Linked DNA regions of Homo sapiens: region 1 is linked to region 2. Evidence: chromatin loops called from intact Hi-C (ENCODE). Cell type or tissue: Caco-2. All regions are shown on one strand. Links, peaks and the distances in the headings refer to the core of each region. The heading gives the core; the rest is flanking DNA.

Evidence for each region. Peaks named below come from ENCODE experiments on the same cell type or tissue, not always from the same donor. Only the 100,000 strongest peaks of a DNase experiment are listed, where the experiment ranks them.
Region 1: a loop joins it to region 2, with 1.8 times the contacts of the local background. A loop is called at or near these places in 1 of 110 quality-filtered maps.

Annotation. Positions count from the first base shown.
Region 1 is chr6:96,462,297-96,478,683 of GRCh38, forward strand. All of the region lies in intron 1 of UFL1-AS1 (UFL1 antisense RNA 1), which reads right to left. Among named protein-coding and RNA genes, the nearest start is that of UFL1-AS1, 51 kb to the right of the region's middle. RefSeq lists an enhancer at 3,925-3,974. In Caco-2, for the core only: a CTCF peak has its summit at 6,828 (motif pointing left); no DNase peak of the experiment used is centred there.
Region 2 is chr6:96,294,006-96,310,392 of GRCh38, forward strand. The region is part of intron 2 of UFL1-AS1 (UFL1 antisense RNA 1); the gene reads right to left. Among named protein-coding and RNA genes, the nearest start is that of UFL1-AS1, 220 kb to the right of the region's middle. RefSeq lists an enhancer at 11,175-11,224. In Caco-2, for the core only: no CTCF peak of the experiment used is centred there; a DNase peak (open chromatin) is centred at 7,156.

The sequences.
Region 1 (16,387 bases), core at 3,726-11,725, 170 kb after region 2:
CTTGATTTTCCTCTCCTTGTTTTATATTCATCAGCACAGATTTCAAGTTTTCCCCAGTAGTGTTTACTATTTGGTTCTCTTCACCCTCATCATCGGTATAGTCACCCTCACACTGACACTGACACATTAGAAAAACCAGGGCCCATAGTTCCTGTAGCACTGACTCCCACCCCATGCCCTACAGTTGATATAATTTATGTTCATAGCCCATCAGTGCAGGCCCAAGACCACAACCTAAGAAGTCTTTGAGCATCTATCTGGTACCTGTACCACTAAAATGACATGTCTAGGAGCTCTGGACAACAGAGGACTTTAAGGCCCTAGGAACTTTGGAGAATGAGGCCATAGCTTACCTGCCCCAGGGCAGTTCAATAAGTACAGGCAAGTGGGGGGTTGGGTGTGGGAGAAGGTAGAATGAGCAATGGTTCTGCATTTCTAGCACTTGAGAATCCAAGGACGGGGAGATCAGAAAGAGAGACCTACACTAAGGAACACGAAAGACAGCAGTTAGCTCAGGGAACTTACTTTTAATCCAGACTTCTTGGCATTCTAAAAGACTATAATGGTGTTACTCTCCTGGTCAGTCTTAAACCCCAGTTTAACTCAGGGATGAAGCAGAAGCTTGCCAAAAATATTTCTAGCCATTCATGTCTAAAGTTATTTTAGTAAACACAAAGAAAGCTTTTATCCTCCAATGAAAGAAACACAATAACATACTAATACCAGGGAGAGTTTAACCACAGAATAAATAGAAATTGTATATAGATTAATAGAATTCTAGGGTTGGACCTTAGAGATCAATTATAGCAACATTTTCTGATAAACCCATTGAAACCAAGAGAAGCAATCTTATAAAGAGTATAAATATATTGCACAATAATTTACTAAATCCCAAAACACTGAAACCAGAAGTAAGCTGGAAATTTTAAAGAGGTTGCTTTAGGACAAAATAACACATGCAAATATTGTGTACTGATGGGTTAATTAATTGAACCCGTAACCCTGCAAATGTTCTTGAAAAACAAGGCTATAGATAATTATAAAATGACAGACCTCCAGTGGACTATTGGAGAAATTTAGAGAGATCTGAAATTAATATTATGACATAGTCTTAAAGACTTCTGTTCTGAATAGGGGTCAGAAGATGTGGGCTCGCTTCCTGTTTCACTAACCCAAAGTATGGTGCTGGACAAGATAATGGACTTTTTCTGAGCTCCTCCAGTTCCTCATATGTAAGAGAAAGAGCTGAATACATGATCTCTAAAGCCCCAAATTCTACACAATACTGTAGAAGTCACACAGTCTGCAAATTTCTTGAGGGCTACATCCACAGATATTAGACTGTCTACACCTTTGCTCTTATCCACTAAGCATCTCTTATGACTTTCACGTGACCAAAAAACTTCAGATCATTTTTAATACTTTTACTTTTTCTCAAAATTGCCTTGGATCTCATATTGTAGACCCTAAAATAATGTATAATGTAAATTTCTCATACTAACTTAATACATGCTATGGAGTCATAAAATGCTAATAAAAATGATGAAAAGTGTCCCACAAGGAAGATACAACAAAAATACAGTAACCACTTACCCCCTAAATGATGAGATTATAAATTACAGAGATGGCCTGGTTCAGAGTAAAGATTAAAAGCAAAATTTTTTAAAATTCCCTCTCCAATTACAACTGATAAGACAAACTTCTAATAAACACTGACTGTGAGCAAGATTCTGTTTAGTTTACCTAGTCGATTCAAGTCTTCTTCTTCTTCATAAATCACAACTTCTGCTTAACATATAGAATCATACCAGGACTTAGAAGAACGCTTTTATTTACTCCCTTGAACCCCCATGACAAAAGGCTTTGAAAATGGATTTTTGACACTTAACGTTGCCAGATGTTCCACCTTGCTTTCTTTATTCTATTTCTAGTAGTCAAGGAGACTACCCATAAAGCAGCTGGTACAGCACTTATTCACCTAACATTTCTGTTCCAGAAATGATCATGCACAGAATTTAGCCTCTGGCACACAGGTTTAGTTTAGGCCTGAAAGAAAAGAAATTTTTTTCTAAGACTATTGGAAAGAAAAAAGTCTAATTTCATACCATTTCTTCAAAGACTGAGTATTATTCATTAAAATACTCAACCATCTGGAAAAAATAATAATTGCAGTGCTGGAGGCCTTTTTTTAAAAATAACAAATCATTCCAAGTTTAAAGAAAGACAATGAATAGGATTCTCGCTTTCTTGTTAATTTATCCAGCAATATTAGAGTTTCAAGCACATTCGTTTCTATCAAGCATCTGACCTCCCCAAAGCCTGCTGCATTCCCAGACATATATCAAGAAATAGCTCAGATTTTTCAGCTTTCCTCATTTACAGTTTCAGGGCAAGATCTGCCATCGATTTTTGCATATGACTCTGATTGATTCCAGTGGGAGTCCTGCACACAATTGGGCAGTACAAAATGATCCCTAGCCTAGCAGTCTGTGCTCCTCCCATAGAGATATGTTATAGTTTCCAATTCTAAACATTTCTGTTTCCTAAATCCTCTCCTCAGATCTTCAGAATTTTCTCCCTATCTCCTTTAATATATGAAAGCATAAATTCTAAAACTTGGGTAAACCATTTTTATGTATAATCTTAACTTAATATTTCTTTAACACACAGTCATTATGGCCTCAGGTGTCTGGAAGTTTCAAACGCTATTATAAGCTCTGAATTTCCAAAGGAAAAATTATAAGTTATAATAATCTTAGGAATAATGCACAGCATATAGTGAGATTGTTAATGAGAGCAAGTAGTTGTATACTTCTACTCTGTTGCCAACAGAGATAAATATGATTTGTTCTTTTCACAGTTAGGAATTGTGTCATTTAGGAGCCCTTCTGCTTCAAGTAACAAAATATGTGAGTGAAAGTGGCTTAAACATTAATAACACTTTAGTGTCTCACTTACCAAGACTCCTTGGAGAAGAAGTTTCAGAGTTGGTTACTTTAGCTGTTCAGGAGGCTGAGGCAGAAGGATTGCTTGAGCCCAAGAGTTTGAGATCAGGCAGAGAAAAAAAGCAAAGTTTCATCTCAAAAGAAAAAAATAAGTCAGAGCTCTAGGTTGGCTTCCCTGCTACTTTGTTGGTTCCCCCTCGTGGTCACAAAATAGCTGCAGCACCTCCAAGCTCTTGCCACCATGTCACATCTCCCAAGGGGTGAAGGAGGAGTGTAGGCTTTCACTTCATTGTTTATTGCCTAGAGCTAGGGAGTGTGAGTTTAACTCCACCTTTCCTGCTCACATTTCAGTCATACACCTGAACAAAATCAGAATTCAGAGTTTCGTTTGCAATGAAGTGGGAGGAATTGTTTAGAGCCATGAGTCAATAGGGTCTACAGCTGAAATTCCTTGCCTGACAACAACAGAAGCCACATTTATTAGTTATTTTGCATGACTACTTTTGGGTTAGTCACATGTGTAAAGAAAGTTCTTGACAAACATACAGAATATGTGTGTGTGGGAGAATGGTGCCCAGGAACCCAAAATACTTTTTCTCCAATCAAGGACCCCATTTCAAATAAGCTACCCCATCGTCAGAGATGTCAAAGTGACTTGTGGAATACCTCAAGAATACCTAATTATCTTCACTTTATCATTAATCCTAACATGAGTAGATATTTATTTAATTATGTGTCCATTCACATGAATGCTAATGGTACAAATCTTGAAAAATATCTATGCTTTTATTTTCCTATATACTCTACTTAAGAACAAACTCTAAGACCTTGAGCTATAATGCAGGCAGGAATGAAAGCAAAGAATGAAAGGGAAAAAGGCTAGCACATAGAGTGCCAAACAAGGAAGGGAGTGTGCTATACCCAAAAATGATCAGAAGCCAGAGATCAAATAAAAATAATAGTTTCAATGTGGGGCTGGTATTAAAAACAGAAAAATACCCAAAAGCCAGAGGCCAAGACATGGCCACGGATGAAAGTAAGCACCTAAGAGCAAGCAAAAAATGCAGAATCTCTGTGTTAAGACAAGACAGAGTTAAGAGTGAGAAACCACAAATGAAAGATTAAAAAATGTGACAACCACGCAATAGAAAATCTACAGATGAGTCAACAGCCCTTCCAACAGGAAAGAAAATAGCTGCAAGAAACATGTGCACCAGCTTACCCAAATTGTGTAAATAAAACCATATCTGGCACAAGTGGGAACATTGAATTGTATGTTACACTTAAAATAAGTGAATTATATGGTATGTAAATTATACCTCAATAAAATTATCCCATTCCTCCCTCTCACAAACAAGTAATGCAGTTTCTTCATTGGTGCTCTCCCTCTGTCTTGGGTACCTGCCTTTGGATACAGCCATTATGTGAGAAAGCCCAGGACTGATGCTGAGGCTATGTATAGATGTTCCAACCAAAGCTTCTGCTAGACACCTAGCTGACAGGCAGCATCAACTGCCAGACACTTGGGTGAGCAAGCCTCTAGATGATTCCAGCCCCAGCTGAGGATTCAGTCATCATGGAGTAGAAGCAAGGCATCCCTGCATGCCCTGTCTGAATTCCTGACCCATAGAAGCCATGAGAGAAAATAAGTAATTATGGCTTTAAGCCACAAAGTTTTGGAGTAATTTGCTATACCAATAAATAGCTAATACTGACACTAATGAAATCACCATACAAATGATTGCAAAATGACAACTGTGACAAGTCATGAAAGGAAAAAGCATCTGGAACAGTGAGAGTATATAATTGGGAAATAAATTTATTTCCCACAATAAATCCACAAAAATTCACGGAGTCAGTAAAGGCTTATAGTTCCAATATACTGAATGAATGGGTACTAAGTACAGTCAACGAGTAATTGTAAAATGATTTTGTCGGAGAGATGGGAAGGTAGGCATGAGCATAGGTTTGTTAGACAAGCCTCCCAGGTTGGTGACTCTATCACAACCAGCTATGTGACCTTGGAAAGGTAACCTCTCTGAGCCTCAGTTCCTTCTCTGTAAGACAGATGTTTGGGAGGATTGAATGAGATGGTGCATGAGCTTAGTATACAGCTTGATTGAATATTAATTCAATGGTTGTTATTATTATTATGAAGTGCTTGGGTTTCCCCCAATGGCATGGCCCCAAACAATCTCTTCCAGAAAGGTTACTATTTAGCTATGGGTTTTAGAGACATGGAAATAATAAATTTTTTAAAGTCCATTTTATGAACAAATTGTTTAAGTGCAAACATATTCTTCTCACATTTCTAATTTCCGAGCTCCCTAATTAATTGCTCCTAGTCATTAGTAAAAAATAATCATAGAATCAAGTTGCAATTTCTGCTAAACAGTTAAAGTGTGAGGTTTTCATTTATTTGTTACATGTAATTTATGAAATTTGATAGTAAATATCATTTCAGATGATGCCTTCATTGTTAGGGATGCAGTTTTGCTATGTCTTTTTTTTGCAAAACTATTTATCAGCTGATAGCTTTTTCTATATGGTATTTGCTATTTTAGAGAACAGGTCAGGAGTCAAAAATAATCTAAAATACAGGAATGGAAGAAGTAAGTTTACTTTTTTTCTTTCATTAAAGTTATTGCATATTTGTGGTCTGAGAAGCTCATCAGTAAGCCAGCAGGGTAATAAGCAGTTTCCAACAAACATAGCCTGCTGCAGATAGCCAGAGAAGACACTATGAATCAGATTCATCTGATATTGGCATCTGTTGTAATTCACTGAATGACTTGAGAGGGGATCAAAAAGGAAGTCTAACCTCTAGTACAGAACAAGCATGCATTTGGAGCTCTGTATTTTCACTGTATCATTTTGCTGCTTCAAGAATGTTGGCAAAGAATTGTCATCTAAGGACATTTGTAAAGTAAAGAGCATCTTTCTAAGATTTAGGGTAAAGTCTTATCTGTACCTTACCTGTCTTTCTGTGCTTCGTGCCTTGCATGATTCCTAGATCATAAGAGGCACTCGATTAATGTGTGCTGAGCTGAATTGAAGTGTCAGGTCAGAAAGTAGACTCAAAGTCTTCAGAAGAATTCTTTGTAAAACCTTGAACATAAAGATGTTTCTCTCCTAAGCCCAAGAAAGCCACACTATAGCTGCTGCTGTACTTTGCTCTCTCAATCTAGGCCTTTTCCCTGGCTTGGACTCTACAGTATAGCACGGTAGATAAGAAAAAAATCTGTGGAGTAAGCCTGGCTGAGTTTAAATCCCAGTGCTGCCACTTGCCAGCTGTGTTACCTTGGGCAGTCTCTGAGCCTCAGTATTTCATTTGCAAAATGAAGAATAGCAGTGGCTACTTGTTAAGATTATCGTGAAGAATAAATCCGTAAGTTCATGTAAAGTCAGTAGACTGTAGCTGGCATATAATAAGCAGTCAATAAATGTTTCTTGTAATGACAGGCAGCCAATCTTGTATTGTTCTGGGCATGCAGCCCAGGGCCATGTCCCTGTTTAGGAAGCCACACAGACCACTGCAGCAGAGAATTCTCTTTGAACTCACACACTCTGAGAAAAATGACTGGAGGAGGTTTTCTTTCCCCCAGCACTCTAGAGAGTATGGTGTATGGAGACTCACACTGTCAATCCTTGGAAACCCCAGCTGTGAACAAAAACACAAACTTCTTTTATTTGTGGGCAGTCAGTTGGTTTCCTGTCAATTTCATTTTAATTAATGACAAATGTGTCCTGAAAATTCAACCAGTCCTTGATTTTTCTCAGCAAATTAGGCATTCTTGCCACACTTCCCCAAAACATCACTAGCCACATTCAGAAACACCTCGTTTTTGGTATACTTTAAAATACGTATTTTAAAGACTTGAAATGCTGCCACCTAGAGACTACAAATTCATAAAGATAACTACAACAGTGATCATGAAAGACCACTAAAATAGAACTTGGATAGGCATTCTAAATGTCACTGTAAAATTTTGTAATATAAATGGATTATGTACCTATTTTGTATAAAACAAATACTATCAAGCAAAAAAAGTAAAAATAATTCAGAGCAGAAATAAATAATTCTCATTATAATTAATATTTCTAAACGAAATGTCCATCACAGGCAATATACTATTGTTGTTTTAATGTGGAATCATCCCTCCCTCAGAGCAGAATGGAAATTTATGGTGTTGAGAACATCTTATCTTCTGGCTCACAGTCCACACCCAGGTGGTGAGGTTCCACCTGCTGAACCCTGATAAACCATACACATCTTCAAGAGAACAGAGACCAGATGGTGCATGCAAAACCTAGAGCCTAATCTACAGGCTTTCTGTGTCTCTATACTATATGAATCTCTTCCTGTCCGTACACCTTTGGGTAAACCATATTTTTATGTCCAGGGATTAAAACTACATGGTGAAGGATGAGGCATAAATAGCTAGTTATTTGGCTACTATTTGAAATTTTATAAAAATTGGAAGAAGAATTGAAGACAATTGTTATTTCCATTACACAAGAAAGAATATTTTGCTAACACTATCCATTATTCACAAGGAAGAAAAATCCAACCATGAATATATTGAAGTTTTCTACACTTTCCATTACTATATGACCACTGCATCCTTTCCAGACTTCAAATCTCTCTTGCTGAATTGCAGCCTTTGAAAATCGTTACTACCTTTGATTCTTTTTAAGCAATTTTTGTTTTTGAATGTTTACACCCACCAGCCTGTCTCTTTAGTCTGGTCTAATTTTCATTCAGCTACTGACAAAAGGGCAAAGTCGTTTCACAGCCACCTACAATTGTCCAGTCTGTAATGGAATGGAATAAGATAATCATGAAGATATTAGAGATAATTTAGCTCATTTGATAGAAAATGTTACATTTAGGAAAAAAATATATTAAAAATTCTACCCCTGGTGGCTACAGTCCAACAAATACTTGGAAACCTGCAAGTCTGTGGAGAATAAGTCACCTTGCCTTTCATTACACAGTGGACCAAGTAGCAACCCAGTTTCCCAATTATCTTCAAGAAGTGTCAACAATAGAAGATCTGATATTCTGTTTTTAAAAAGAAAAGTGTCATGATCACTATAATCCATTTATTTAGTGGATGGACTCTCATACAGTACATAATGGGCTTGAGATATAAACTTGGATCTCAATGTTGAAAGCCGGGTAGGATTTGATTAAATCTATCTAAATGCAACCATAATACAATTGTAGATTTCAATTAGGAAGAAACATGACCACACCAAAAAGATAATATTGCATTACATTTGTTCTGGAAGGCTGGATCAAGGATAAGAAAACTGGAAGTAATGAAAAGTTCCCTTTAATTTTTTTTTCTCTGTATCTTATCATGGTTTTGCTCTGCTACTGTCAAATTCGAGAGTAGTTGATTCTTTTAAGGAGAATATAAATCAGATTCTCATTTTTTCTGCAAACTCCATACTGAATTGAATTTTTAAAATTATTTTATAATGCCTTTTGTTAGTAATTCTTTTGAATGCTTTTTATTGATATTCTACTTCAAATGGGTAAAGAAAATGTGTGAGTAAAGGATTCATAAACCATGTGAAACTGAAATAAAGGGAAAAATAAGAAAGCACAGCAAATAATTTCTGAGATAGAAACCCGGTCTCCCCTCAACACACACACATACACATATACATACACATACACATACACATACACATACATACACATACACACACACATACACATACACATACACATACATACACATACACACACACACACACACACACGTGAAAACAAGAAGAAATAGAGTCATGTCAAAGTAAAACATCTCTGAACCATTGAAAGAGACAAATGTCAGCATGCAAATAATTTCATATACCTACATCATATGTTGAAGTCAGAAGATTCCATTTCACGGAAATTAAAATTTGCCTCGTGTGAAACCTCCAAACAGAGAGAGGACAGAGGATAGAATAGAACCTATTCTATCCACTCCACGCTCCTTAAAGTTGAGTCCAAAGTAATGATTCTAGAATTTATCTGTGGTGAGAATCCTCTGGTCAAGGATTTGTTCAGATTCTAACAAGTGGGAGACTTTTTGTAAAGGAATTTTCCCTCATTGGTTTTAGTGCTTCCTCTAAAGTTATGATCTATATAAGAGCAGGAAAATAATACAAGAGCTATGCCTTAAAAAATGCTGAATTTTGTTCTGTATACAGAATTACTTTGTAGCATTCAATGACTCATTCATTTAACAGTCAGTAATTTAACCGTAAATAACATACCTAAATTGTACTGGGTTTGCAATATTAGATAATCTCTTTATTCATCAAAATCATAATAGTTATAATAGGTAAGAACATGTGTGATACAAAACAATACATAAATGCTAAAAGTGAAAGAAATCAGAATTCAATGGATTCCTAGTATTTTCATTCATAATAGTACAATAAACGGTACCCCATCTAAGTATGACCAGTTTTTCCCCTGAAATGATCTAAAATGTAGCATCATTTTGTCATCAAATTGCAAAGTCCAGTTTCATACTGCATCTAGGAACACCTTTGATACATACGGCTTTCTCAATATACCAAGATGACATAAGCCAGGCAGAATAGAATTAATAGGAAATTTTGTTGACTATCGTGCCCACTAACATCATAGGAGCAGATTATACACAATCAAAAAAAAGCTCAAAGGAATAAAGTTTTCTCTAAAGTTTTTTTCATATTAAAATATCTCCTCCAATTCCTTTTCAATTCAGGCCTCAAACCAATCCCCAGCATTTTATTAAAAAAAAATAAGCTGTTATCAAGAAATCTAGAAGAAAGGTGCTTTTGATACTTGTTTTTTGTTTGTTTTATTATACTTTAAGTTCTGGGATACATGTGCAGAACATGCAGGTTTGTTATATATGTATACACATGCCATGGTGGTTTGCTGCACCCATCAACTCATCATCTACATTAGGTATTTCTCCTAATGCTATCCCTCCCCAATCCCCCTTCCCCTGGATAGGCCCCCTAGTATGATGTTCCCCTCCCTGTGTCCATGTGTTCTCATTGTTCAACTCCCACTCATGAGTGAGAACATGTGGTGTTTGGTTTTCTGTTCCTGTGTTAGTTTGCTGAGAATGATGGTTTCCAGCTTCATCCATGTCCCTGCAAAGGACATGAACTCAACCTTTTTTAAGGCTGCTTAGTATTCTATGGTGTGTATGTGCCACATTTTCTTTATCCAGTCTATCAATGATGGGCATTTGGCTTGGTGCCAAGTCGTTGCTATTGTAAACAGTGCTGCAATAAACATATGTGTGTATGTGTCTTTATAGTAGAATGATTTATAATCCTTTGGGTATATACCCAGGAATGGGATTGCTGGGTCAAATGGTATTTCTGGATCTAGATCCTTGAGGAATCGCCACACTGTCTTCAACAATGGTTGAACTAATTTACACTCCCACCAACAGTGTAAAAGTGGTCCTATTTCTCCACATCCTCTCCAGCACCTGTTGTTTCCTGACTTTTTAATGATCGCCATTCTAACTGGCGTGAGATGGTATCTCATTGTGGTTTTGGTTTGCATTTCTTTAATGACCAGTGATGATGAGCATTTTTTCATATATTTGTTGGCTGCATAAATGTCTTCTTTGGAGAAGTGTCTATTAATGTCCTTTGCTCATTTTTTGATGGGGTTGTTTTTTTTTTCTTGTAAATTTATTTAAGTTTCTTGTAGATTCTGGATATTAGCCCTTTGTCAGATGGATAGATTGCAAAAATTTTCTCCCATTTTATAGGTTGCCTGTTGACTCTGATGATAGTTTCTTTTGCTGTGCAGAAGCTCTTTAGTTTAATTAGATCCCATTTGTCAATTTTGGCTTTTGTTGCCGTTGCTTTTGGTGTTTTAGTCATGAAGTCTTTGCCCATGCCTATGTCTTCAGTGGTATTGCCTAGGTTTTCTTCTAGGGTTTTTATGGTTTTAAGTCTTACCTTTAAGTCTTTAATCCATCTTGAGTTAATTTTTGTAGAAGATGTAAGGAGCAGGTCTAGTTTCAGTTTTGTGCATATGGCTAGCCAGTTTTCCCAACACCATTTATTAAATAGGTAATCCTTTCCCTATTGCTTATTTTTGTCAGGCTTGTCAAAGATCAGATGGTTGTAGATGTGTGGTGTTATTTCTGAGGCCTCTGTTCTGTTCCATTGGTCTATATATCTGTTTGGGTACCAGTACCATGCTATTTTGGTTACTGTAGCCTTGTAGTATAGCTCAAAGTCAGGTAGCATGATGCCTCCATTTTTGTTCTTTTTGCTTAGGATTGTCTTGGCTGTATAGGCTTTTTTTGGTTCCATAAGAAACTTAATTTTTTTCTAATTCTGCAAAGAAAGTCAGTGGTAGCTTGATGGGGATAGCATTGAATCTATAAATAACTTTGGGCAGTATGGCCATTTTCGTGATATTGATACTTCCTATCCATGACCATGAAATGCTTTTCCATTTGTTTGTATCCTCTCTTATTTCCTTGAGCAGTGGTTTGTAGTTCTCATTGAAGAGGTCCTTCACATCACTTGTAAGTTGTATTCCTAGGTATTTTATTCTCTTTCTAGCAATCGTGAATGGGAGTTCACTCATGGTTTGGTTCTCTGTTTGTCTATTATTGGTGCATAGGAATGCTTGCGATTTTCAAACATTGATTTTATATCCTGAGACTTTGCTGAAGTTGCTTATCGGCTTAAGAAGACTTTGGGCTGAGACGATGGGGTTTTCTAAATATACAATCATGTTATCTGTGAACAGAGACAATTTGACTTCTTTTCTTCCTATTTGGATACACTGTATTTCTTTCTCTTGCCTAATTGCCCTGGGCAGAACTTCCAATACTATGTTGAATAGGAGTGGTGAGAGAGGGCATCCTTGTCTTGTGCCAGTTTTCAAAAGGAATGCTTCCAGTTTTTGCCCATTCAGTATGATATTGGCTGTGGGTTTGTCATAAATAGCTCTTATTATTTTGAGATACATTCCATCAACACCTAGTTTATTGAGAGTTTTTAGCATGAAGGGGTGTTGAATTTTGTTAAAGGCCTTTTCTGCATCTATTGAGATAATCATGTGGTTTTGTCATTGGTTCTGCTTATGTGATGGATTATGTTTATTGATTTGTGTATGTTGAAACAGCTTTGCATTCCAGGGATGAAGCTGACTTGATTGTGGTGGATAAGTTTTTTGAGGTGCTGCTGGATTCAGTTTGCCAGTATTTTATTGAGGATTTTCGCATCGATGTTTATCAAGGATATTGGCCTGAAATTTTCTTTTTTTGGTGTGTCTCTGCCAGGTTTTGTTATCAGAATGATGCTGGCTTCATAAAATGAGTTAGGGATGAGTCCCTCTTTTTGTATTGTTTGGAATAGTTTCAGAAGCAATGGCACCAGCTCCTCTTTGTACCTCTGGTAGAATTCAGCTGTGAATCTGTCTGGTCCTGGGTGTGTGTGTGTGTGTGTTTGGTTAGTAGGCTATTAATTACTGCCTCAATTTAAGAAATTGTTATTGGTCTATTCAGGGATTCAACTTCTTCCTGGTTTAGTCTTGGGAGGGCGTATGTGTCTAGGAATTTATCTATTTCTTCTAGATTTTCTAGTTTATTTGCCTAGAGGTGTTTATAGTATTCTCTGATGGTAGTTTATATTTCTGTGGGATCAGTGGTGATATCCCCTTTATCATTTTTTCTTGTGTCTATTTGATTCTTCTCTTTTCTTCTTTATTAGTCTGGCTAGTGGTCTATGTTGTTAATCTTCTTAAAAAACCAGCTCCTGGATTCACTGATTTTTTGAAGGGTTTTTCATGTCTCTATCTCCTTCAGCTCTGCTCTGATCTTAATTATTTCTTGTCTTCTGCTAGCTTTTGAACTTGTTTGCTCTTGCTTCTCTAGTTCTTTTAATTGTGATATTAGGGTGTCGATTTTAGATCATTCCCACTTTCTCCTGCAGGCATTTAGTGCTGTAAATTTTCCTCTAAACACTGCTTTAGCTGTGTCCCAGAGATTCTGGTACGTTGTGTCTTTGTTCTCATTGGTTTCAAAGAACATCTTTATTTCTGCCTTCATTTTGTTATGTACCCAGTAGTCATTCAGGAGCAGGTTGTTCAGTTTCCCTGTAGTTGTGTGATTTTGAGTGAGTTTTTTAATCCTGAGTGCTAATTTGATTGCACTGTGGTCTAAGAGACTTTGCTTTGATTTGTTTTTTTTTTTTTTTTTTTTTTTTTTTTTTTTTGCATTTGCTGAGGAGTGTTTTACTTCCAATTATGAGGTCAATTTTAGAATAAGTGCAATGTAATGCTGAGAAGAATGTATATTCTGTTGATTTGGGGTGGAGGGTTCTGTAGATGTCTATTAGGTCTGCTTGGTCTAGAGCTGAGTTTAAGTCCTGAATATCTTTTTAAATTTTCTGTCCCATTGATCTGTCTAATATTGACAATGGGGTGTTAAACTCTCCCACTATTATTGTGTGGGAGTCTAAGTTTCTTTGAAGGTCTTTAAGAACTTGCTTTATGAATCTGGATGCTCCTCTATGGGGTGCATATATATTTAAGATAGCTAGCTCTTCTTGTGGTGTTGATCTCTTTACCATTATGTAATGCCCTTCTTTGTCTTTTTTGGTATTTGTTTTTTTGAAGTCTGTTTTACCAGAGACTAGGATTGCAACCCCTGCTTCTTTTTGCTTTCCATTTGCTTGGGAAATATTACTCCATCCCTTTATTTTGAGCTTATGTGTGTCTTTGCATGTGAGATGGGTCTCCTAAATACAGCACACAGATGGGTCTTGACTCTGTATCCAATTTGCCAGTCTGTGTTTTTTAATTGGGGCATTTAGCCCATTTACATTTAAGGTTAATATAGTTGCATAGGAATTTGATCCTGTCATTACGATGCTAGCTGGTTATTTTGCCCATTAGTTGATAACAGTTTCTTCATAGTGTCAATGGTCTTTACAATTTTGTATGTTTTTGCAGCGGCTGGTACCCATTGTTCCTTTCCATATTTAGTGCTTCCTTCAGGAGCTCATGTAAGGCAGGCCTAGTGTTGACAAAATCTCTCAGCATTTACGTGTCTGTAAGGATTTTATTTCTCTTTCACTTATGAAGCTTAGTTTGGCTAGATATGAAATTCTGGGTTGAAAATTCTCTTCATTAAGAATGTTGAACATTGGCCCCCACTCTTCTTCTGGCTTGTAGGGTTTCTGCAGAGAGATCCACTGTTAGTTTGATGGGCTTCCATTTGTGGGTAACCTGACCTTTCTCTCTGGTTGCCCTTAACATTTTTTCCTTGATTTCAATCTTGGTGAATCTGAAGATTATGTGCCTTGGGGTTGCTCTTCTCGAGGAGTATCTTTGTGGTGTTCTCTGTATTTCCTGAATTTGAACGTTGGCCTGCCTTGCTAGGTTGGGGAAGTTCTCCTGGATAATATCCTGAAGAGTATTCTCCAACTTAGTTCCATTCTCCCCATCACTTTCAGGTACACCTATCAAATGTAGATTTGGTCTTTTCACATAGTCCCATATTTCTTGGAGGCTTTGTTCATTCCTTTTCATTCTTTTTTCTCTAATCTTGGCTTCATGCTTTATATCATTAAGTTGATCTTCAATATCTCATATCCTTTCTTCCACTTGATCAATTCAGCTATTGATACTTGTGTATGCTTCACGAAGTTCTCGTGCTGTTTTTCAGCTCCATCAAGTCATTTATATTCTTCTGTAAACTGGTTATTCTAGCTAGCAATTTGTCTAACCTTTTTTCAAGGTTCTAGCTTTGTTGCATTGGGCTAGAACATCCTCCTTTAACTCAGAGGAGTTTGTTATTACTCATCTTCTGAAGCCTACTTCTGTCAATTTGTTAAACTCATTCTCTGTCCAGTTTTGTTCCCTTGATGGCAAGGAGTTGTGATCCTTTGGAGGAGAAGAGGCATTCTGGTTTTTGGAATTTTCAGCCTTTTTGTGCTGGTTTTTCCTCACCTTTGGATTTATCTACATTTAGTCTTTGATGTCGGTGACCTTCGGATGGGATTTTGGTGTGTATGTTCTTTTTTTTTTTTTGGCATTCAATCTTCTTTATTATGAAAACAACTATTTTGCTTATGTATCTATTCTGTGCTGCATTAGAAAGTTAGAATGTATACATATATTTTTCCCCACACTTCCTAAGAATGTTTGAAGCTTAAGCTTTTCTTTTTTTGATTTTTTATTTTATTTTTATTATTATACTTTAAGTTCTAGAGTACATGTGCACAACGTGCAGGTTCGTTACATATATATACATGTGCCATGTTGGTGTGCTGCACCCATTAACTTGTCATTTATATTAGGTATATCTCCTAATGCTATCCCTCCCTCTCTTCCCCCACCCCACTGCAGGCCCAGTGTGTGATGTTCCCCTTCCTGTGTCCATGTGTTGTCATTTTTCAATTCCCACCTATGAGTGAGAGAACCTGTGGTGTTTGGTTTTTTGTCCTTGCGATAGTTTGCTGAGAATGATGGTTTCCAGCTTCATCCATGTCCCTACAAAGTACAAGAACTCATCCTTTTTTATGGCTGCATAGTATTCCATGGTGTATATGTGCAACATTTTCTTAATCCAGTCTATCATTGATGGACATTTGGGTTGGTTCCAAGTCTTTGCTATTGTGAATAGTGCCGCAATAAACGTACATGTGCATGTGTCTTTATAGTAGCATGATTTATAATCCTTTGGGTATATACCCAGTAATGGGATGGTTGGGTCAAATGGCATTTCTATGTTCTAGATCCTTGAGGAATCACCACACTGTCTTCTACAATGGTTGAACTAGTTTACAGTCCAACCAACAGTGTAAAAGTGTTCCTATTTCTCCACATCCTCTCCAGCACCTGTTGTTTCCTGACTTTTTAGTTATCGCCATTCTACCCTGTTATGCAGGTCTGCTGGAGTTTGCTGGAGGTCCACTTCGGACCCTGTTTCCCTGGATATCACCGGCAGAGGCTGCAGAACAGCAAAGATTGCTGCCTGTTCCTTTCTCTGGAAGCTTCATCCCAGAGGGGCACCTGCCAGATGCCAGCTGGAGCTCTCCTGTGTGAAGTGTCTGTCGACTCTTGCTGAGAGGTGTCTCCCAGTCAGGAGTCACAGGAGTTAGGGACTCACTTGAGGAGACACCCCGTCCCTTAGCAGAGCTGGAGCACTGTGCTGGGAGATCCACTGCTCTCTTCAGGGCCGGCAGGCAGGACCGTTTAAGTTGGCTGAAGCTGTGCCCACAGCCACCCCTTCCCCCAGGTGCTCTGTCCCAGGGAGATGGGAGTTTTATCTATAAGCCCCTGACTGGGGCTGCTGCCTTTCTTTCAGAGATGCCCTTCCCAGAGAGGAGGAATCTAGAAAGGAAGTCTGGCCACAGTGGCTTTGCCAAGCTGTGGTAGGCTCCGCCCAGTTTTAACTTCC
Region 2 (16,387 bases), core at 4,040-12,039:
GGACACAGTGTACACTGTATGGGTGATGGGTATACCAAAACCTCAGAAATCACCACTAAAGAACTTATTCATGTAATCAAAAACCCACTGTTCTCAAAAAACTATTGAAAGTTTTAAAAAGTCTGAAAAGTCACAAGTAAACAACCTAATGCCACTCTTCAAGGAACTAGAGGAACAACAATAAACTGGACCCAAAGCTAGCAGAAGAAGAAAAAAAAAGATCAGAGCAGAACTAAATAAAATTGAAACAAAGAAAAATAGAGAAGATCAGATGATAAATTAAACAAAAAGCTGGTTCTTTGAAAAGATGAACAAATTTGATAGACCATTAGCCAAGGTTAACCAAGAAAAGATAGAAGATTCAAGTAATCTCAATTGGAAATGCAAATGGAGACACTACAAGCAACAACACACAAAGACAAAACATCATTTGAGACTACTATCAACACCTCTATGCACACAAACTAGAACATTTAGAGGAAATGGATAACTTCCTGGAAATATACAACCCACCTAGATTAAATCAGGAATAAATAGAAACTCTGAACAGAACAATAACAAGCAGTGAGATTGCATCAGTAATTTAAAAATTACCAACAACAAAACAAAGCCCAGGGCCAGCTAGATTCAAAGCTGAATTCTTCCAGACACCCAAAGAATAATTGGTGCCAATTCTACTGAAACTATTCCAAATGATGGAGAAAGAGGGAGTCCTCCATAACTCATTCTATGAAGTCGGTATCAACCTGATACCAAAACCAGAAAAGCACATAACAACAAAAGAAAATGACAGACCAACATCCCTGATGAACATATATACAAAAATGCTCAATAAAATACTAGCTAACTGAATTCAACAGTGCCTCAAAAAGATAATATACCATGATCAAGTAGGTTTCATCCCAGGAATGTAGGGATGGTCTGACATATGTAAGTCAATAAATGTAGCACATCACATAAAAAGAATTAAAAAACAAAAACCATATGATAATTTCAATCTATGCAGAAAGGCATTCTATAAAATTCAGCATTTCTTTATGATACAAACACTCAACAAACTAGGCATAGAAGGCACTTACCTCAAAATAATAAAATCTACATATGGCAAACCCACAGCCTACGTTATACTGAGTAGGGAAAAGTTGAAAGCATTTCCTCTGAGAACCGGAACGAGACAAAGATGCCCACTTTCACCACTTCTATTCAGCATAGTACTGAAAGTCTTAGGTAAAGCAAGAAAGTACATTTAAATTGAAAAAGGGGGAGTCAAAAATTAGCACTGTTCACCAGTGATATGATTATGTACCTGGTAAACCCTAAAGACTCATCCAAAAGACTCCTAGATTTGATAAACAAATTTAGTAAAGTCTCAGGTTACAGAATTAATATACACAAATCAGTACCACTGCTAAACACCAACAATGACAAAGATGAGAATCAAATTAAGAACTCAATCCCTTTTACAACAGCTGCAAAAGAATAAAATACCCTTTTACAAGGAGATGAAAAATCTATACAAGAAGAACTACAAAACACTGCTAAAATAAATCATAGCTGACACAAACAAATGGAAACACATCCCACATTCAGGGATTGGAAGAATCAATATTGTGAAAATGACCATATTGCCCAAAGCAATCCACAGATTTAATGCCATTCCTTTCAAAATACCAGTATCATATTTCACAGAATTAGAGAAAACAATTATAAAATTCATATAGAACCAAAAAAAAAACACCCAAATAGCCAAAGCAACCCTACACAAAAGGAACAAATTCAGAGGCATCACATTGCTGGACTTCAAATTATACTACAAGGCTATAGTTACCAAAGCAGCATGGTAATGGTATGAAAGTAGACACACCGATCAATGGAACAAAATAGGGAACTCAGAAATAAATCCAAATACTTATAACCAACTGATCCCCAACAAAGCAAACAAAAAAAGTGGGGACAGTACACTTTATTTAATAAATTGTGCTGGGAAAATTGGCTAGCCACATGTAGAAGAATGAAACTGGATCCTTGTCTCTCACCTTACATAAAGATAAACTCAAGATGGATCAAAGACTTAAATCTGTGACCTGAAACCATACAAACCCTAGAAGATAACCTAGAAAAAAAATCTTCTGGACATTGGCATAGGCAAATAATTAATGATTAAGACCTCCAAAAGCAAATGCAACAATAACAAAAATAAATAAATAGGACCTAATAAAACTAAAAAATTCTGTACAAGCAAAACAAATAATCTCAGAGTAAACAGACAAAGCACAGTAAGGAGAAAAAAATTTGCAAACTATGAATCCAACAAAGGACGAATATCCAGAATGTACAAGTAACTCAAACAAATCAGCAAGAAAAAAAATCCCATCAAAAAGTGGGCAAAGGACATGAAGAGACATGTCTCAAAAAAAGATACACAAATGTCCAACAAACATATGAAAAATGCTCAACATCACTAATCATTAGGGAAATGCAAATTAAAATGACAATGCAATACCACCTTACTCCTTCAGGACTGGCCATTGTTAAAAAGTCAAAAAACAATAGACATTGGCATGGTGTGGTGAAAAGGGAACACTTATACACTGCTGGTGGGAATGTAAGTTAGTACAACCTCCATGGAAAACCGTATAGAGATTTCTTAAAGAACTAAAAGTAAATCTACTATCCAATGCAACAATCCCACTGTTGGGTATCTACCCAAAGGAAAAGGCATTACACCAAAAAGGCATCTGCACATGTATGTTTACTGCAGCACAATTCATAGTAGCAAACATATAGAACCAACCTAAATGACCATTGACCAAAGAGTGGTTAAAGACAATGTGGTATATATACACCATGGAATACTACTCAGCCATTAAAAAAGAATGAAATAGTGTATTTTGCAGCAACTTGGATGGATGGAGCTGGAGGCCATTATTCTAAGTGAAGTAACCCAGGAATGGAAAGCTAATACCATATGTTCTCACTTACAAGTGGGAGCTAACCTGTGGAAACACGAAGGCATACAGAGTGATATAATGGGCTATGGAGACTCAGAAGAGGGAGACTGTGAGGGGCAGTGAGGGATAAAACACTACATAGTGGGCATAATGTACATTATTTTGGTGACAGGTACACTAAAATCTCAGACTTCACCACTAAACAATTCATCCGTGTATGCAAAAACCACTTGTACCCCAAAAGCTATTGAAATAAAAACATACTATTTAAAAATTTCAGGTGGAAAACAATTTCCTCTAAATTTTGAAAATATCAATCCATTGTCTTTTGGCTCAGTCTTACTGTACAGATAATATTGAAATTGCCAGTATGCTAGTGGAGAAATGACAATACATTTTAATTTGCATTTTAAAATGAACTACATTGTCTATATATTGGCTGTCCCCTATGGTCAGCCTCTCTTTTTCCTTGCACCAGACTAAAGATAGCACTCAAAATTTATTTGCAGGTCCCCTTTAAAGAGAACCATTTTAAAAACCATAATGTTCAACATAGAATTCATTTGATATTTTCTAGGGGAAACATAGGTGGAAGTTTGTATTGCCCAGCATTTGGTATTTAAATTAATTACTCATTATACATTCTAAATCTCCCCCTTTTTTGAATTGGTTGATTTTCTTTTTCATTTTAGAAACTAAGGTTCAATTATATATAATAAAATTTTTCCTTTTAGTGTACAGTTCTGTGAGTTTTATTAACATACACAGTTGTGTAACCAGAATAGTCCCATCAGTCCCAAAAACTTCTCCATGCTTCTTTGTGGTCAACCTCTCCTCTAATCCCTACACTCTGACAACCACTGATCTGTTTTCTGTCTTTGTTGTTTTGCCTGCATAATATTGTCAAATAAATGGAATCATAGAGTTAAAAAATAACAGGAGAGTGATAGAGTTTCATTGTGATAATGGTAGCAATATTTTCCAGAATGCAATATTGACCTTGTGAAAGTAAAATAAAAACTTGGGACCCCAATTCACTATGCCAAAATAAAAATATTAAGGTGAAAGCTGAGTCATGAAAGAAGCTGCCTTTCCTTTTGTTCCTAAGCAGATAGCTATAGATAAAAGGTTAAATATTTCCACAAGTTAAATAGCTATAGATAAAAGTTAAATATTTCCAGATCTTATGTAAAATATGAGACAAATACATAATTGACTGTTCCCTACCTGCTCTTTTTCTCTTGCAATATGTGAATTACCATATCCTCCCTGTTCCCTCTCCACTTTTCCTCTAACTTTTTTTTTTTTTTTTTTTTTTTTTTGAGACAGAGTCTGTCTGTGTCATCCAGGCTGGAGTACAGTGGCATGATCTCGGCTCACCACCACCTCTGCCTCCCCGGTTCAAGTGATTCTCATGTCTCAGTCTCCAGAGTAGCTGAGATTACAGTGGTCCGCATTTGACAGCGTAAAGGTGGTGAATTTTCCCAGGATTCAGTGGAGACTTAGAAGTTAGGATGACATTGAATAAATCCTGCTAAAAACCACTCCAGAGGTGTAGTTCCTAAAAGTGTGGTTTGGGCTTCTTTGGAGCACACATTATCAGCATCAGGGAATGCTACTGTGTAGGTCTCTGTGGTATATCCCCAAAGGTTTATAAAGTGACCCACAGGGGAAATTTTTAAAATGTGGTTTCTGCCATAACAGATGGCGTCTATGATCAGATTTCAAGAGAACCAGTCAGGTAAGGCTGTCCTTTCCTCCTAAATACTTTTTCCGATGTCCCAGACCCAGAAGAAATAGGAGCAGCGGAGGTGAGGATCAGGCTATGAAGCAGGGAAAGATAGCACAGAATGCATTGCCTTCTCTATGGGGTTTACAGTATTACAGTTCAGGATTAAACTAGAGAAGGAAGCAAAATATTAAGTAAGACACTGGAGTTTTTATTTAGCTGTGAATTGGATTTATACATAGGTACGTATATTTCCTTTCAGACCCATTGAAAAACATATTAAATAATTTTAAATAGTTTAATTTCAAAATTACAGAAAAGTTGCAAGTACAAGTCATTTTTTTCCTAAATTATTTGAAAGTAAAGTGTTAATGCAATGTCATCACCTTTTAATACTTCAGCATGCTATTTTTAGAAACAAGGACTTTTTATACATAACTATAAGGCAGCCATCAAAATCAGAAAACTAATACTGACACATTGCTAGCATCAAATCCTCACATTCCACTTAATTTTTGCAGTTGTCCTCATAACATCCTTTATAGCAAAAAGATTTAATCCAGGAATGCAAATTGCATTTAGCTGTCATGTTTCTCTAATTCCCTTCAATCTGGAAGAGTTTCTTAGTCTACCTTGACTCCCACATCCTAATTCTTTTGAAAATTATAGGTCAGTTGTTCTATAGATTGCCTGACAATTTGGATTTGTCTCATGCTTCCTGGTGATATGATTCAAGTTCTGTATCTTTGGCAAGAATATCATGGAAGACACACTATGTTTTTCTCAGTCTGCCTAAGGTGGTGTTACCAGCGATGAATCTATATGGGTCTGCAGCAACCTCAATACTTGCCTCCTCAGAAGAAAGAATTCAACTGAATGGCATAAGGCATAAGGAGAGACAGAGGCAAGTGTTAGAGCAGAAGTGAAAGATTAATGAAAACTTTAGAGCAGGAATGAAAGGAAGTAAAATACACCTGGAAGAGGACCAAGTGGGTAACTTGAGAGATCAAGTGCATGGCTTGACTTTTTGACTTGGGGTTTTATATGCTGGCATGCTTCCAGGTCTTGTGCTCCTTCTTCCTTGATTCTTTCCTTGTGGAGTGGACTGTCTGCATGCACAGTGGCCTGCCAGCACTTGGAAGGGGCCGCAAGCACAGTGTGTTTACTGGAGTTGTACACATGCTCACTTGAGGTGTCTTTCCTTACCAGTCAAATGTCCCTAGAAGGTCATATACCAGTTAAACTCTGCCATTTCGCCTCTTAATCACATGTTTGAGCCCACTTGCCCGGATCATGAGATCTTATTGGGAAACTGCTGATCACCACTTTCAGGTTTTTTCTATCTATTGGGAGATTTCCTTTCCCTGGTGCAGGCTGCGACCAATTATTATTTTACAGAAACAGTGTAACAACTGCCTGCCCATCACCTGATGGCTGCCTAACATTCCTGGTGGCAGAGGGTAGGGGAGCCCTCTCCAGCTCTGCTCATGTCTGACTAGCTACCTACTGTAACTGTGGCACACGATTTCATTTTGTCCCGTTACTGTGATGTTATCTTTGGTTATATGATTAAGGTCACAATGGATTTTCTAGTAGCTAAAAAATGAAATTATTTCAACACCTGAAAGTGACTGAAAAAATTAGGCCCACTGTGCCATCAAAGGAGTGAGCAAAAAAATCCCACGTGGTCTGTTTATAATAAAGGCAACAGGAAAAATAGAATGAAGCCATCTATTTGCACTCTGTAGACTCAAATAAAATTAAATCAAGGCAAATCAAAACAAATCAGGCCCCAAATAGGGATATTTGCTTTGATTTTCATTTTATAGTTTTATAAGTATTAAAGATTTATATTGCTTAATGATTGTACTTATCTAAATAATATTAGTAACATTATAATACAAATAATACAGTTGGATGCAGTGGCTCACACTTGTAATCCTAGCACTTTGGGAGGCTGAGGCAGGTGGATCACTTGAGGCCAGGAGTTCAAGGCTAGCCTGGGCAACATGGCAAAACTCCATCTCTAATAAAAATATAAACATTAGCCAGACATGGTGGCAGGCATCTGTAATCCCAGCTACTCGGGTGGCTGAGGCAGGAGAATTGCTTGAACCCGGGAAGCAGAGGTTGCAGTGAGCAGAGATCACACACCACCGCACTCCAGCCTGAGTGACAGAACGAGACTGTGTCTCAAATAATAATAATAAATACTGAAATCTGTGAGAGCATGGTTTTAAAGGTCTAACCTAACCTGAATTTGGTAGGGGAGAAAAACTATTTAAATCTGTTCATTTTGAGACAGAGTAGGAAGAGGACTTGGTTGCAACTCATCCCCACTGGAGCATTCTTTCATGCATTCCCGCTGATCACAAAACTCACACCACTACCTCACTAATGCCATAATGTTTAACCATGCCTTTTACTCAAAGAATTCCAGGAAGTGGCCTCAAGAGACAACCAAGGTTGCAGAGTGTCCCACTTCAGGCAGGAATGCTGAACAATTGATTTATAGCCTTTTTGCCCACAGACTAGACCATCAGGTGGCCCATTACTCAAGATAACCATCACAACCAAATAATTCTGACCCACATACCTCACCCCTCACGTGCTTTGACCAGCTCAATGTGCACACCCTACCCCTGATGTCAATTCCCACGCTTTGGAAAAAAAAAAAAAAAAAAACCCTACCTCCAGCTCTTTTTAGGGACTCAGTCAAGGAATTCTCTGTCTCTCTCTCTCTCTCTCTCTCTCACACTGCCTCCCTTATGTCTGGGCGTAAACTCCAATTAAGTCTTATTTGGAAAACTCTTTTGGCCTGTGTCAATTTCTGTTGAATGGAGAGCCCAAGAACCTGTGGTCAGTAACAATGTCACTTAAAACAATTTTGAGTTTTGAAAGGTGGAGGGACTACCGGTTTTTAGTGGCAGATCCAGAAAACAAACCACATCTCATAGCTCACAGCCTTATTCTCATTTACCCAAATGGCAGTCTGCCAGTTATGCCAAATCCTCTTTTTTCTCTACCTTCTGAAGTTGGGGCAGCTAGTAACAATAATCATATTTTAATAACAACACCATGTATCAACTGCGTTTTATGTGTCAGGAATTAGCCTAAGTATTGAATATGTATCATTTCATTACCTTCTCACGACAAGTCAATGAAGTAAGTCCTATAGGTATCCTAAATTAAAATAAAAGGAATCTGAGGCCTGAAAAAGGAAAGGAATTTCCTTCACAGCCACATGATTTCCAAGTGGTGACGTCATTACAGGAGCAGACAGTCTGATGTGAGAGCCATTGTTCTTGACCATCTTGGCACATTGCCCCTCTGCCTGCCCTCTGGGATTCTGCTTTGATAGTTTTTACTATTATCTGTGTGGGTGGTTGTTTTGTTTTGTTTTGTTTTTTCCCACATCTCTTTCTAACCAGAGCACAAACTCCACAAGGAAAAGAATTGTCTTTTTCATTTCTTTCACTTATTTAACATAATATTGGACACAAGGAAGAAGTAACTATTAAAATCGAATTAATTAACTCAGTTAATTAAATGAAAGAAAGGACAAAAGAATGCTAAATGCAGAAATCAAGGTGTTAGAAATATGAAAATCTGACCACAATAAAAAAAAAAGGTTTTAATCTGTGAATGAGTAAGTCTAAAGCGCATAGATCATTACAAATGAAGGCAAAAGTTTTTAAGTCTTCTGCAGGAGATTGATTAGGACCTGAATCTGAAGACAGAAATGTTAAACTCCATAAAATAGATACAGAAACAATTGCACTAAGAAAGAGATAATATGAAGTATGAGATGGTGAAATGACAAGAAGATTTAGAATTAATTATAATGATTGTTTTTCAATTGCTCAGAATCAAGTTGGAGGAGGACTGAATAGCTCCAAAGACATCTAGCCATGATCGAATTAAGTATGGAGCTATTAGTGTGGTGGGGAAGACAAATATAAGTAAAAAGCCTATTGTTTTAATAGCATGAATTTGACAATACAATGAGTCAAAATATGCAATCATATCAGTTGGCAGTTTTGCGAACTGACCTAATTGGTTGGCTGACTAAATTGACTAGGAAAGTTTTCGGACAAACATATGTGCAAACAAATATAGCCTGAATCAACCAATCAAAAAGCTAGTGTTTATTTAATACATCTATGAACTGGCACATCTATTAAGTAAATTAACATACATTTGGGGAATTTGTGGCTTTCACCAGGTGTTTGGCTATTGGCAATAGGTAATTATATCACTAATAAACATTCTGTATGGTTATTGCTTTATTTACTCACCAATATAAAAATGCAGCAAGGATGAAAGAATAATTATTGCATTCTAGTAAAACTCTGACTCAAAAGCATATTTTAAAAGGCCCAGTTTAAAAGCCTACTGGCAAACAATGTGGAAATGTGTTGAATCCTGTTCTAAATAGCACTGCTAAAGTAGCTGAAAGTCGGACATGAGTTATAAAAGTTAGAAGGATGAAAAAGAAACAGAAAGCAGGTCACATAAGCTCAAATGGTCCATTGAAGAGCTTGTCACAGAATGTATGATGTCTGGCTGTAAAAATAAAAACCTTTGACAATCCTGATTAAATCTAAAGACAAAATAAATAACGGGAAAATAGAGCCTGAGTTATTAGAAGACAAAGAGAAGAATCTTTCAAAACAGCAACGGGGCACATTTTCTGCAGTTGAATTGCTGTGCCAGAGGTTTGTAGGTTTGGTTACAGCGAGGAAAATAGCTGCCTATGATCTGACCACCTGGTGAGGCTCAAGCAGCTACAGCGATGCCGATCTGAGGACCTTGTTCCAGTGGCTTTCTAGGTGGAAAGACTAATTAGTGAGGGAAGTCAAGGGTACAGATTTAATGTGAAGCTTGGCCAAGCTCAGTGTCATTTTTTTCTGACATGGAAGAATTTTCACATCTATGAATAAATTTCAACATTCCATCACATCAACGCCAACACTTTCCGTAGAAGTATGATTTGTTTTTCCGTTAAAGATATATCAGAGTGTGTGCTGTTTTTTCTTTGGAAGTACCTGCCTTTGATGACAGGGCTCGTGCCTTTCCTTAAGTCTGATGACAGCCCAGGCATGAGCATGGGCAGGTAGCTCCTATAAATATTTAAGTGATTTCCCCGGTCTTTGAATTATTGCCATTAGATGAAAAGGAAATATTGATGTCTGGAGCTTGCCCAAGAAATCCCTGAAAGACAATGGCTCCTCTAGAGAAGTTTGCCTGGCTCTCACATAGAGCTTCATGTCTTTATTAGTCTGCACTGACTACTCTGTAGTCTGTGAAAACACTGAAAGGAAGGTGAGAGCTACCAATTCTACACTGTCAATTCAGAAGGTATTGGTAAGGCATATAAGGACAATATTTTACTACTCTAAAATTCCAAACCCCTGACTCCACACATTATCCAAGGAGCTATGCCTGGTGGTTCCAGCTCATAGCTGCTGTAAGAGAAAAGTAGCTATTTTTATTTTTATAGCCAGATATCATTTATTTTAGTTTTGATGGAATGGTAAGTAAACCCATTTAGCCAAATGTGCTCGGCATTTTCTTTTCCGATTTCAGTGTCTAGGATAATCAAGCAAACACAATCTATAAGCAGCTAATAATCATCCCAAGAATATTCTTCTTAAATATGCTCAAAATAACAAAATATAAACCCCTTAGTGTGTTTTAAAATGTACATAATTTACATAAATAATTCTGACTGCTCAATGGTTCAGCAATATGCTTTTTGCATTTACTATCATCTCTGAGATCTGCCCACGTTGCTACTTGCTCTTAACCTGGTTGTCCAGTATGCTGACAGCAGGGCACACCAACTTTACTAAAAGATATCTGGGTATTATAATTCCAAACTAAGAAACTTACCTGCACAACAAAGATAGCCAGATGCTGAAATCCTGAAGAAAGAACTGAAGTGATATTTGCCACCTGAAACCTTCCGAACCATCATAGTTATTCCCCGCTGATCAACTGCAGTCTGAGGCTGCGCTTTCGTAATATGAGGCAGAGATGGTTTGATTTGTTTCTCAACTTTAAGAGACCTACCACATTTTTCTTCCCTGACACCTCATTCATCAATATTTAGATGCTGTGCTGGATTGGGCCCTGTCTGGTAACAAAAACTTCCATTCCACACTCAAGCATTGGTCTCTATTTGCTAAGCTCTAGTTCATTCTATATATTGTATAATATTCCATTATATGAATTGTCTAAAATTTATTCCTCTGTTCACTTGTTGACGGATATTTGGGATTGTTTTTATTTTTTTCTTATTACTAGTACAGATTTTACCACATTGAAAACGATTGTTTTGTCATCCTGTGTAGAGTACCAGAAGGGCATCATGGCAAAGTCAGCCACAACACAATCAAAAGAAATGTGTGTCAGTTATTCAGTTAACTACTCAGCTAACAGTAATGTTTTGCTCTGGTAAACAACTACCTCTAACCTCTTCACAGTTTCTCAATATCACATTCACTTTCGTTCTGAATAAATATTGTGAGTCACCTTGTTTACACATCTATATGATTGACCTTTTCAAATGTGTATCTTCAACTTTCTCTTTCAAAGTTTGTTTCCAGTATATACCTTCCCTATCCTGCTGACTACCAAGGACTTCCTGAATTCATGTATGTGCATGTAGGGAGAAGGAAGAAATACCTTGAATTTACTCAGTCATTTTTATATAGCTTCTAATTTTGATGTGCAAAAAAAACGGGTTATGGTCATCACTAGCTCAAGCTATGAGTCACTCTCCTCCCTGGATTTCAATTATTATTTTTTAAAGTGGAATTTTTAATCTGCAGCCTTGTTCCATAATATTACACACCTAAAATTGAATTTTTGGAACTAATATACGCGAATATGCAAATGTAATACATACTGCCACAGTAGTTTTAACAGTTTGTTCTCATTAATACTCTCATCATCAATGAACAATAGTTTTCTTTTCTCCTTGCCAATGCTAGGTATAGTCATAATATTTTTATCAAGCTGATGCAACAGAAAGATATTACACTGTAATTTACTTTGTAAGTTATTATTAATAAATCTAGAGATCTTATACACATATTTATTAGCCATTCAAAGACTTGACTTATATTCTATGGGTTTATTTGTCTTTTTCATATTATTGTATGGAAATTATTTATCTTAGACATTTATCATTTGTTATCTCTGTTACAAAAACCTTCTACTGGTCTATTTCTTGTCTTAATTTTGCTGACGGTCTTTAGAATTTTCTATTTTGATAGAGTTAAATTTATGCATTTTTTCTTCATGATTTGTATTTTATCATGACTTTATTAAAGGGTCAAAAAATATTTTATTTTTATAAATTTAAGATAGATGTGATATATGCAGGAGAGAGAGACAGATGAATAGACAGATAACTTCATTCCAGAAGGATCAAAACAATGGCATCATTTTAAGAATATGAATGTCTCAATAAGCCCTCAGTTATATTAAATATTAATATTTTTTTAATTTTTGTGAATTTGATATTTTTAAAGACTTGATGCTTTAAATTATATTTACATTTATATTAAAATAACTGGCATTTTTTTGTTTGTTTGTTTGAGCCAGAGTCTCTCTCCGTCACCCAGGCTGGAGCGCAGTGGCATGATCTCGGCTCACTGCAACCTCCACCTCCCGGGTTCAAGCCATTCTCCTGCCTCAGTCTCTGAGTAGCTGGGACTACAGGCGCACACCACCACGCCTGGGTAATCTTTGTATTTTTAGTAGAGACAGGGTTTCACCATATTGGCCAGGCTGGTCTCGAACTCCCGACCTTGTGATCCACCCGCCTTGGCATCCCAAAGTGCTAGGATTACAGGTGTGAGCCACCACACCTGGCCTGAAGTCTTTTTAATGACTATCTTGAGTTCTTTTTATGTGAATTCTGTTTATTTTGAGATGCTAATGTTATCCTTATTGTTGTGTAATATATTTTATAGCAACAATAAGACATCTTCTTTTTTAAATGATATATAGGGAGAAATATTTGTTCTTAAGGACTTTGATAATCAGAAACATTTTATGGCCAAGGAGCATATGGAAAGATGCTCAACATCACTAATCATTAGGGAAATGCAAATCAAAACCACAATTAACTATAAACTCACATCTTTTAGGATGACTACTATTAAAAATAAAATAGAAAATAACAAGTGTTAGGAAGAATGTGGAGAAACTGGAAACCCTCTATACTGTTGGTAAGAATGTAAAACAGTACGGCTGCTATAGAAAGCAGTATGACAGTTTCTCAAAAATTAAAAATAGGATTACCATATGATCCAGTAATTTCATTTCTGGTTATATATTCAAAAGAATTGAAAGCAGGGTCATGAAGAGATATTTGTGCATCCATTTGCTCACAGCATTATTCACAATATCCAAGAGGGGGAAGCAACCCAAATGTCCATCAGAGAAGAAATGGTTAAACAAAATATAGTATATGTATACAATGTATTATTCAGCCTTAAAATGGGTTGAAATTCTGACACATACTACAACATGTAAGATTTTTTTTAGTAAGTATAATCATTTCATGTAGTTATATTTGGTTTATTGAGTAAGTTGCACCTGGCAAGGCACAAAAACGAAACTTGATTTTTTCTTGACCATTGCCTTTATGCAATCTTCTGAATATTTTTTCACTGTTCTAAATGAAGTTTTGTATTTTCTTTCTTGTCATACTCACATATTAAGAGTTAAAGTCAAGTCCAAGTCTCTCGTTTCATTTGAAACTTGCTGCTTCACCTAGCTAAGGTCTGACTTAGTTTCTTCTCTTCTTCAGAACCTTTTTCTTTAACTTTTACCACTGGCTCTTCCAGTGATGAGGGAAAGAAGGTAGATGGAGAGAGGTAAAAGCAAGATTTTCCTTAACCAATACCATTGTAACCTCTTATTGATGGCCTTTAGATGTGGTCAGGATTCCTTGTCCTTGGGAAGTAAGCATGCTTAATGTGTTTAGGAAGCTGTATGCATGCCCACCTGAGGCTTTCTTCCCTTTTCTAGCAGTGTGCCCCCAGAAGGTCATATTCTGCCATTTTGTCTCTTCATGCACATATTCAGGAAGTTGCATCTCCCTGGCTTCTGCATTCAATTAACACTTCAGTGCAACTGAATGGCCTCTCCCTCATGCTAGCTGCCAATTTATAACTTTTAGGGAGGCAATGTGATAATTGCCAAACCACCACCTGACATTCCTAGTGGGTAGGGGAATGCCTGCCCCACTCATGCCTGTCTAATTACCTGTAACACTTTGATTGAGTCTTACAAATATCAATATGTAGTGTTTTTACTTCATTCAGTACTTCATAATTTCCTAAGAGTTCCTCTATAATAAAAGAAATATTTATCATAGGTTCCAAATATAAGGGATTTTTTTAAAGCTGTCCTTTTGTTATGAATTTCTCACTGCATTGAATTACGGCCAAAGAACATAGTCATAATGCAACGCCAATTCTTTAGGATTTATTAATGCTTCTGTTGTGGCCTTGTCTATTGTATCTCCCATGAATTGACTAAAAGAATATTTATTGTTGTTGGGTATATATTTCTACATACAGTTAACATGTTTTTTAATGTGTTACCTAAATCTAATATATTAGTAGGTTTGTCTTCTAGATCTCTCAGCTTAAACCACAATTTTTGATATACTTATTTTTCCTGAGCATTGTTGTGTTACATGTTTTAGGGCTGTGTTACTGAAACACCAGAGGTTTGGTCTAGATCTTGGTCCTCACCACACAGAAAGCCAATCACTGAGGCAACAAGCATTGCCAGGGAAGAAGGCTTTTTTGGGTGTTATAGTCCAGAAGATAGGAGATCAGTCTCAAATCGATCTCCTCAACTGATTAAAATTAGGAGTTTATATAATGGGGAAGAAATGTAACTATGTGTGAGAAAACAAGCATTAGGGAATAGTGAGGAAGAGGAGTTGGTGAAAAGGAAGCAGGTGGTTGAATAGGCAATCATGAGGGATGACGGCTCTGGTGTCTTATTGTTCAGATGCAATCACCTGGTAAGTTTCAGTCCCTTGACATTATTTGGGAAGACTGATGGTTGGTGTTCTGAGAAAGGAACTCATATAAGACAAATGTAACATTCTCAAGCTTTGAGACTGGGGGGGCAATTTCTATGTTTATTCAAAAGAAAACATAACTTAATTTCTATGGGACAACTGGGCCCATTTCAGCTGCATTAATATTCTGCAAATTATGTGCATGATCATCATACCTTCTTGAGCTAATATTTCTTTTATCAATAAATTATCTATTTCATTATTCCTACTATACTATTACCTTAATATCTACTTGGTGCATTATCAGAATAATTATCACAGATTTCACCCAGATTTACTTTTCCTCCTTCATATGGTTGTTTAAATGTCACATTTTCAACAAGACCTTTCCAGGTCTCTGGTTTATTTGTTTGTTTTCTGCCCATGAATGCTTATTCATATTAATGTGAACACATTCAGTCATATATGCATGCACATGTGTGTGAGTAGTTACCTAAGTTTGTGTTTGTTCTTGATTTCCTTCAGTAACAATAAGTGGGGCTTCCTTCTGAAGGACTTAGGCTAATTAAAGCATGAAGAGGCAATGGCTTGAATTCAGATAGTTCATTTTGTTCTATAGCCAACCATATATTTTTACTAAGTAGGGATTATATGATCACATTCCCAAATGAGAGAGATTTTTGTTTTCTTGTGTTATGTCTTGGTTTTGATGGGGACATTGCTTTAATTCTCTCTTCCACTAAGCAACAGCAGCCAAGCATTCTGACGTCTTCTCTCCATGACTAGAAAGATTCAGAAGTGAATTGACTCTGGGGACAGTTTAATCTTTCAGGTGTCATAGAAAGTTTCTTGCAGTTTCTACACAGAGTGTGGGTAGTCAGATATATTTCCATTTGAGGGTCCTTGAGGACAAATCACTTATAGTGGATGCTAACTTATTTATAATTATTAGGAAGTCCTTAGAAGGTTAAAAAAAAAACTGAGGCTAAAGTCATTAAATCAATGTGATCTTGAAATCTGTTCTAATCTGAAGACTAGACTGGGGGTGCCTTACGCAAGTTCTTAAAAGTATGAATATTATATAAATAGTAAAAGACAGCTTTCAGCACTGCTCAGACCAAATGATGTCACCTCATCATATATTTGTTGCCTTCTCCTACCATGCTTTTTCCTGTCTCCCTGTGTGCTGGCTAAATTCCCTCTGTGTGGATTTACTCAGATAACTTCCAGGCCTCTGTTTTATCAAATTGCAACACCCTACCCTCCTTACCCCTCTCCCTGCTTTACTTTTCACCATAGCATTTGTCGAGTGTTAACAAAGACTGAATTTAACTACTCATGTAGTTTGTTGTCTCTCTTCCCTGAGTTAAAAGGTCAAAAAAATACACTAAACAGATGTTTCATCTGTTTTGCTGTCTGCTGTATCATCACAGCTGGAAGAGGAGCTCAACACCTAGAAGGCTTTCCATAAATATTTGTTGAATGAACGAACACTTCCATATCCTTCTGTTTTACATGTATGTCTTGTAGACAGTGATTTCAGTTATTTGCATGTTTGTTTTAAGCACCTATTCCCATGTTTCTGTATTCTGCTATGTGTTGAGGGGACTGAAAGCCTGCAAGTGACGTTTCCTAGGATCTCATGCCAAC